Linked DNA regions of Homo sapiens: region 1 is linked to region 2. The links are chromatin contacts, found by Hi-C or POLR2A ChIA-PET in ENCODE. All regions are on one chromosome and are shown on one strand. Each heading gives the region's core, a stretch centred on a gene start or an enhancer-like site at or near the end of the contact. The rest is flanking DNA. Distances are from core to core; before and after follow the strand shown.

Region 1 (4,054 bases), core at 542-3,041, 160 kb before region 2:
GTAATCAAATAACTTGTGTTTTCCTGAAATAGAGATTACTAATAATATCACTTAATAAGATGACATTAGTTACATAAAAACAGACAAGGTAGCTGTATCAACACATTTAGAATCTTTATTGAAAAAATAAGAATAGCAGAATAGGACATGGAATTAATTGAAAAATAAAGAATACATAGAATGATAAAATTCAGCACTCTCATAGCTCTGACTAAAAAAAATATTTTTAAAAATTCAGCATGCTTTCTCTCAGCACTGAGCAGTGCAGTTTAGGACATGTTTTTGGCAAATTGTTGGTATTGGTTTGTCTTAAAGGATTCATGCATAGGGCTTAAGAAAGCTTCCTCTTACACGGTACTAAAGTGGCCTATTAATGTGTCTCTCTCCCCTAGATTAGAATTTTTTTGAGGAAACTGAGACTATATCTTCTCTGTGGTCTCCTAGAGGTCATCAGGGCCACTTTCATTTTAGAGGTTCCTGGTATATTAAAAAATCAAGAAATCGGCCAGGCGCAGTGGCTCAGGCCTATAATCCCAGCACTTTCGGAGGCCGAGGCGGTCGGATCACGAGGTAAGAAGATTGAGACCATCCTGGCTGACACAGTGAAACCCTGTCTCTACTAAAAATACAAAAAAATTAGCCGGGCGTGGTAGCGGGTGCCTGTAGTCCCAGCTACTATGGAGGCTGAGGCAGGAGAATCGCGTGAACCCGGGAGGCAGAGCTTGCAGTGAGCCGAGATCGCACCGCTGCACTCCGGCCTGGGGGACAGAGCAAGACTCCATTTCAAAAAGAAAAAAAAATCAAGAAATCCCAAGTTTCCAAAAATTGTAGCCTATTTTAAATATTTACATTTAACAAATTTCTACTTTTTCACAAATCAGAATATAATACAATATAATCCAGCTTTTCAAAAGCTAATTTTCGGAATTCTAAGAAATAACATATTGTTAATAATTCATCGTGCCCTAGGGGGACAAAAATTTAAAGTTGAAGAATTAGCATCTTTCAGTCCTGTCACTGTAGCTCTGTCTGTGAGGCCTTCCACATATAAGAAGTGTCACGTCAAATGTGCCTGCTGTCTCCCTCAGCCCAAATTCTTGTCTTGGCCCTGGTCTTGTCATCTTTGTACCACGAGCCTAGTACAGTGGTTGCTTCATGGCGGACACTCAACAAATGCTTGTTGACATTTGTTTTTAAACTAAACTGTTTTAAGAATGATTCATTTGCCTTCTGAAAGTCAAGATACCAGAAAATGAGTCTGTTATTCAGTTTCTAGAACTCCTAAAGCACTATTTTACACATAATTTTCAGGCTTTGCCAAACTGTTACTAAACTTACAGTGGATGCTTTCCCCACATGATTCAAATTTCTGGTATGGAAAAATCTAAGCATAAAGGATGTGTGTGTGGAGGGGGAGGGAAGGCAGTAAATACCTCAACTCCTGACCCCATGAACCCATTTTATTAGGGATAAAACCAACGGTTGACTCATTGAGGGACTTTCTACAGTCATCTCAGGTGTATGCTAGACATGAAAGTCCTAGAAAGTTCTAGAAACATCCCAGTCTGTGGAAAGCAGCACCACCTCATCATAGCTGAATTTAGAACGACAGCATTGATCAATTCTCTTAGCACTGTATGAGCCAGGGTCGACACGCAGCAAGTCTTATGGAGCCCGTGTGCTGCTGCCCTCTAGTGGTTCTTCGGCCTGTGCAGGACCCACCGCTTTTCTCCCACCGTGAGGGGGCAGCAGAACTTCCAGGTTGTCAAACGCTGAAATCCGCTGGGCTGCTGAAACCAGCCAAGTCCATGGTCCTCCCCTCAAGGCACCGGAGATCATCAAGTAGTGCAGGAGTCATCAGTCCCAACACTGGGAGAGATGAGATTTGGTCCTTCAACTAAAATGCAGGATCGCACCGCTAGTCCTCTTCAGTGTCATTCCCTGCTTTCAAGGATACAAAACCAAGGGGACGAGGACCGAGGACAGAATGGATCTGCCAGCAGGAACCCGAAGCCAAACTGTCTTTCTCCCCACTCTTCCGCCCCCCCGAAAATGAAGGTTACCGTCGGGAGGGAGGGCATGTGGCAGTAGTGTCTCTAGTGGACAAAAGGTGATATGTCCATTGTAGTTTGATTCACTCTTCAATTCTCCTGGTTTGTTGTTGTTTATATTTCCCAACCAAGGCTTCCTGTCCTCTCAGTTTTCTTTCTTTCACATTATTTTTCTCCCTAGATTCACTTGCTCGGATAGCTCCTAGATCCTGTGCCCTCATCATCTTTTCCAAGGCCATCATCAGGACTCATGCAGGCTTTTTTTTGGGGGGGACGGAGTCTTGCTCTGTCGTCCAGGCTGGAGTGCAGTGGCTCGATCTCGGCTCAGTGCAACCTTCACCTCCCGGATTCAAGCGATTCTCCTGCCTCAGCCTCCTGAGTAGCTGGGATTACAGGCACATGCCACCACACCTGGCTAATTTTTGTATTTTTACTAGAGACGGGGTTTCACCATGTTGGTCAGGCTGGTCTCGAGCTCCTGACCTCGTGATCCACCCGCCTCTGCCTCCCAAAGTGCTAGGATTACATTTGTGTTCCTGGTTGGTCGTTGAGGAAAGAGGAGATTGGCGGGGTGGGTGGTGGTGGGAAGGCTCATTGGGGGAACTGGCCCTTGGTCCTGGGTATCTTGGCTTTGTTGGCCAAGGGGTGTGTGGTGGGGTTGTCTGTGGTCAGGATTTGAGGGCTTCTGGGAGGGGGAAGCCGGCCAAGGGTAGAGAGCTGCCAGAAGTCAAAATCGCGGACATGGGTTGGGCTGCCGAAAGATTCAGCAGACAGACAACAGCCCCGGCAACTGTGCTTAGCCCTGAAATGCCTCTACTGAGTCCTCCTAACATTTAGTCCGAGTGTGCCAGGGTGCCTTTCTGACGCCTTCCTGTTGCTCTCCCTGCCATCTCTACCATTCTCCTGCTTCTTAGTGCTTTGGATCAAATAATTGGGCTGGAGAAGAGCAAGTGGTAGGGGACAGACGTCTGATTCTGGCCTATTCTGCAGTCATCCTAGCATGGGTTTAGAGAATGACATTTTTCTGTTTGCAAGCAGGGTAGGCCTGTAGACTAGGGATTGTGTGTGGGAGGCTCCAGCATGGTCAGTGACAATGGAGCTGTAATTATGGGTCTCAAATTCAATCATACAATCTAGGTACATCTGGGACTTGGGATTGGGGTAGGTCTGGAATCTGGTTACGTGGGAAAACTTTCCTTGGACAATTTTCATCTAAGAAGCGGCACTTTCATCTTCATGTTTCACTTTCAGTTTCATGGTTCTCTCCCACACCCCACCCAACCACAAGCACTCCCATTTCCTAAGCACATCACACTCCTGATGCCCCCATTTCTGGACTAGTTCGGTACTCAGCAGGGATTGGAGGAGCTCCTTGCTCCTGTTCTGAACACTGTGTTAATGGAATTTGGCAGGGCGTGGTGGCTCATGCCTGTCATCCCAGGGCTTTGGGAGGCTGAAGTAGGAGGATTGCTTGAGGCCAGGAGTTGAAGACTAGCCTGGGTAACACGGGGACACTGCCCCCCGCCCCCCGCCCCCGTCAAAACACACACACACAAAGTAAAATGAAAAAAATAATAATAAAAAAGATAGGAATTAACATGTACAAAAGAGACCAAAATGTCTATTTAAATATTTTACTTCTTTGTGGGAGAGTATTAAGAAAAAATATTTATAAACTTTCAAGATGAAATGTTGAGAGTTTTTCTTCTTTTGTGTTTTTCTTGTCTAAAAGTTGTGATGATAAAAAATAAACATTCTCAAAATATCCTAAAAACAAAATATATCTTGAATATTTACATGTTTTATTAAGGAATCTAGATTCATTTCTTTCTTTTTTTTTTTTTTTTTCTGAGACGGAGTCTTGCTCTGTCGCTCAGGCTGGAGTGTGGTGGCGCGATCTCGGCTCACTGCAAGCTCTGCCTCCCAGGTTCACACCATCCTCCTGCCTCAGCCTCCAGAGTAGCTGGGACTACAGGCACCTGCCACCACGCCCGGCTAGTTTT
Region 2 (4,588 bases), core at 76-2,575:
CAACTCTATACTCATAAATTCAACAAGTTAGATAGAATGGATCAACCCTGCAAGATCCACAGTCATCGTTAATGATATTGAATTCATGGTCAAAAAATCTTCCAAAAAACAAACCTAGAGTTTCTTACAATTTCATTGACTATTTTTTACCAAATATTTAAAGAATAAATAAGATGAATTCTACATGACTTATTCTAGTAAATAAAAGAATATGGAATACTTCCCAATTTATTTTATGAGATCAGCACTTTCCTGGCACACACAGTACGCTAAGAGAAAGCTACTGACCAATATTGCACCTAAGCATAGATGCAGAAATCCTCACCAAAATACTAACAAATGGCAGTCAGAAATATATGTTAAAGAACAATACCATGCCTTGGGCCAGGCGCAGTGGTTCACGCCTGTAATCCCAGCACTTTGGGAGGCCGAGGCCGGCGGATCACGAGGTTAGGAGATCGAGACCATTTTGGCTAACACAGTGATACCCTGTCTCTACTAAAAAAAAAAAATACAAAAAATTAGCCGGGGGTGGTAGTGGGTGCCTGTAGTCCCAGCTACTTGGGAGGCTGAGGCAGGAGAATGGCGTCAACCCGGAAGGCGGAGCTTGCAGTGAGCCGAGACCGCACCACTGCACTCCAGCCTGGGCGACAGAGCGAGACTCCGTCTCAAAAAAAATAAAGAACAATACCACGCCCAAGTAAGATTATTCCAGATGGAGGGCTAGTTTAATGCTCGAAAGTCAAATAATATAATTTGCCTTATTGATAGCCTAGATGAGAAACACCGTATAATCCTATCAAATGATGCACAAAAAGCACTTAAAATCTATACCATTTATGATTTAAAATTTAAAAACCAACTCTCAGCATCATGGGAACAGAGGGAATTTCCTCAACCAAAAAAAATCTACAAAAACCTATAGCAAACGTGGTATGTAATAATGACAGACTCAACGTTTTTCCCATGGAATCAGGAACAAGGCACAAATATCCACTCTCACCATTTCTATTCAACAATGTACTGGAATTGTTTGCCAGTGCAATAAGGTGAGAAAATGTGTTAAAAATCATAAAAATTGGAAGCGAAACAATGAAAATATCCATACCTGCAGAATATGAGTCTATGTAGAAAATCTTAAGGAGTCTAAAAGAAAAGTTCCAGCACTCATGAGTGAGTTTAGCAAGCTCTCAAGATATAACAGTGCAAACCCTCAGAGGGAAAAGTTCCAGGGACTTGGAACAAGAGAATTTCCTGCACTAAGTTCTCAGGCCTGCTGCCTGTTAACCACATTTCCTGTAGGCCCAGCCTGTGAGTCACCTGCCATGCACAACTCCTGGCTGATCCTTCCCTCCAGTCTCTGGATAAGACACACTACTTCTGCCCTGCAATCAGCAAACCTAGGCGACCCAGAGTCCCGTGCCAGTCCTGGCACCAGCAACCAGCCGCCCCGCTCCTATGCCCCGTCCTTACCTTCATCAGCAGGAACCCAGGTAACAGAAATTTAACATTTGTGTCCTATTTTATTTTATTTTATATTTTTGAGACAGAGTTTTGCTCTTGTTGCCCAGGCTGGAGTGCAATGACACCATCTCGGCTCACTGCAACCTCTGCCTCAGGGTTCAAGCGATTCTCCTGCCTCAGCCTCCCGAGTAGTTGGGATTACAGGCATGCGTCACCATGCCTGGCTTATTTTGTATTTTTAGTAGCGACGGGGTTTCACCATGTTGGTCAGGCTGTTCTCGAACTTCTGACCTCAAGTGATCCACCCGACTGGGCCTCCCAAATTGCTGGGATTACCGGCGTAAGCCACCGCGCCCGGCCACATTTGTGTACAATTTTATTGAGAAGGGGAAAGAAAATGGCACAAACTGATTTGAAGGCAAAACTTCTTCCATCGCGTTTGAGAGAACTCAGGTGTTACTGTAACATCATCTGTTACAAGACGATCGTCAATGGAAGGATCTCAGAGAAAATCTCAGGGCTCAGGACATCAAAGGCGGCGGTGGACACCTTCTTAGGGCGTCTGCCCTCAAGCGCATGCAATCTGCAGCCAGCAGTCTTGGAACTTCGGTTGGTGGCTTCGGCGGGACAGTAGTAGGCTGACACTCTGAAAGGTCTCCTCGGACGGACGTCTCCGGCCCCAGTCGTCTGTCCACGAAGCAAGGGGCGAGTTGAGAGGGATGCTGCGGGGGCAGGCGTCCGTTGGGACCCTCTGCAGTCTCCAGCTCTCCAGAGGGCGCCTGCGGCTACTCCTATTTGCCGGTGCCGGATTCAGAGCGGGCGACTTTGAGCCCCTTCTCAAAGTGCGCTGCGGTCTGGGAAAGAGATCTTTTCGCCTGCAGTTTCAGCAAAGAAGCACTCAGGGAGCGGAAAGTAGGTCGCAGTGGAACCTAGAAAGCTGTCCCAAGAGAGCTCGCAGTGGTAAGGACAGGAAGGGAGCATTCAGGACACCGAATTTACTGAGCTCAGGGCTGGAGGCGGCTGGCCGCGCCTACTCCTTTGTGGAATCCCGGGCCTGCCAAACTCCGAGGGGAGACAGCAACTTCATCGCGTCCTTCTTTCACCAGCTGACACCGGGTATCTGGGATTCAGAAATCAACATCTTTTGCGTTTTTATACTCTTCTGGTCTCATGAGCGGTCCAAATTAGATTACAGGGAGGTGGGTGGGAACCTTAATCTTAGGAGCAAATTACATCAAGACATGGAATTAATGAGATTCACGTAAAGTCCTATCATCTGGGATGAAGTTATCTAGTTAAACACTTTGCTTTAGAAATTGAAAAGAAAAAGTACTGACTTCTTGTGCAAGGAAAGCTGTTTTGGGGGACCCTGGTTAGAACGTTCATTATTGCCTCCAAATGCATTGCTAGTACTGGAGCAGACTGGATTCGTTTCTGCCCCAGAGCAATGCTTGTCAGATGCCTAAAGATGGGGATGTTACTAAGGAGGAGGCCAGAGTAGTTGCCCATTTTTTAAATCAAAAGATCATTTTTGTGGTGTTTCATTATATTATTATTCTGTGATATGTTGACCTTTTTACATTTTAATTTTAGATTCAGAGGGACATGTGTAGGTTTGTAACAAAAATGTATTGCGTGATGCTGAGGCTTCTATTGACCCCATCACCTAGAGAGTGAACATAGTCCCCAGTGCGAAGTTTTTCAGTCTTTACCTCCCTATGTCCCTCCTTCCCTCCTTTTGGAGTCCCCAGTTGTCTATTCTCATCTTTATGTCCCCGTACACCAGGTTTAGCTCCCACTTATAAGTGAGACGAACATGCAATATTTGTTTCTGCATTAATTTGCTTAGGATAATTGTATCCTTACAGAATAGTTTGAAGTTGAAGTTAGGTAATGTGATGCCTCGGCTTTTTTTTTTTTTTAACCGGGTTTTTCTCTGTAGATCAGGTGGGAATGCAGTGGCATGCTCTTGACAGCCTCGAGCTGCAGGCTCCCCTCTCAGCCTCCAGAGTAGCTCCAAAGTAGCTGGGAAAACGAGCGTGTGCCCCCATGCCTGGCTAATTTCTGTTTGTAGTTTTTCTAAAGATGGGGTTTCTCCATGTTGCCCAGGGTGGTCGTTGCCCAATTTTTGTTTTCTTTTGTTTTTTTTTTGCCCAATTTTTATTTTCTTTTGTTTTTTTTTGAGACGGAATCTCGCTGTGTCTCCCAGGCTAAAGTGCAATGGTGCGATCTCCGCTCACTGCAACCTACACCTCCCGGGTTCAAGTGATTCTCCTGCCTCAGCCTCTGGAGTAGCTGGGACTACAGGCACGTGCCACCACACCTGGCTAATTTTTTTTTGTATTTTTTTTTTTTTTAGTAGAGACAGGGTTTCGCTGTGTTAGCCAAGATGGTCTTAGTCTCCTGACCTCGTGATCTGCCCGCCTCGGCCTCCCAAAGTGCTGGGATTACAGGTGTGAGGCACCGTGCCCGGCCCCCAGTTCTTACTGTGGTCTTTCACTCTCCCAGTTTTGTCATCTACTGTTGAATTGCTAAATTTAAAGTATTGCAGAATTTGGGTGTATGTGTGCAATAACATACAAGGGAGCAGACAAGGCACACAATGGCCTGGGCTCAGGGTTGGTAGCCTCTGGAGTCCTAGAGCCTGGTCTGTTGAATCCCAGGCCTGCTGCACCCCAGAAGGAAAGTGCTGCTTCATTGCATCCATCTCACAACTAGTGACAGAGTATCTGGAACTCAGAAATCACCAGTATTTGTGTTTTTATAGTCTTCTGCTCCCTTGAGTGGTTCTAGCCAGATAACAGAAACTGCGTGTGACTTTAGTCTTAGGAGAAAATTTCCTCAGAAAATGGAATTAATGATATTAACATAAAATCCTATCATCTGGGATGAAATTATCTAGATTAGTGACAGATGGGTTTAGCAGATGAAAGGAAAAAGTGGCTGTGCACAGTGGCCTATAATCCCAGCACTTTGGGAGGTGGAAGCAAGTGGATCACCTGAGGTCAGGAGTTCGATACCAGCCTGGCCAACAAGGTGAAACCCCATCTCTACTCAAAATACAAAATTAGCCGGGTGTGGTGGCACATGCCTATAATCCCAGCTACTTGGGAGCCTGAGGCAG

The links. A loop is a pair of places that touch in the nucleus more often than their neighbours do. ChIA-PET counts read pairs that join two places held with the same protein, here RNA polymerase II (POLR2A). Pooled maps may share reads with other maps.
Region 1: a loop to region 2 is called in a pooled map, with 2.2 times the contacts of the local background. The contact joins two enhancer-like sites. A Hi-C loop is called at or near these places in 7 of 168 maps with a recorded cell type or tissue (B cell, MCF 10A, PC-9 and 3 more), 12 of 37 single-sample maps with no recorded cell type and 17 of 50 pooled maps. POLR2A ChIA-PET finds 5 or more read pairs at or near these places in 6 of 52 experiments (A673, AG04450, CD4-positive, alpha-beta memory T cell and 3 more).

The regions. Positions count from the first base shown.
Region 1 is chr5:43,103,533-43,107,586 of GRCh38, reverse strand. No RefSeq gene overlaps it. Among named protein-coding and RNA genes, the nearest start is that of ZNF131, 15 kb to the left of the region's middle. RefSeq lists an enhancer at 1,871-1,980. Within about 2 kb of position 1,791, at least 27 of the 41 ENCODE cell types and tissues checked have a DNase peak (open chromatin) inside an H3K27ac peak, as active enhancers do.
Region 2 is chr5:42,941,893-42,946,480 of GRCh38, reverse strand. No RefSeq gene overlaps it. Among named protein-coding and RNA genes, the nearest start is that of FLJ32255, 49 kb to the left of the region's middle. Within about 2 kb of position 1,325, at least 4 of the 41 ENCODE cell types and tissues checked have a DNase peak (open chromatin) inside an H3K27ac peak, as active enhancers do.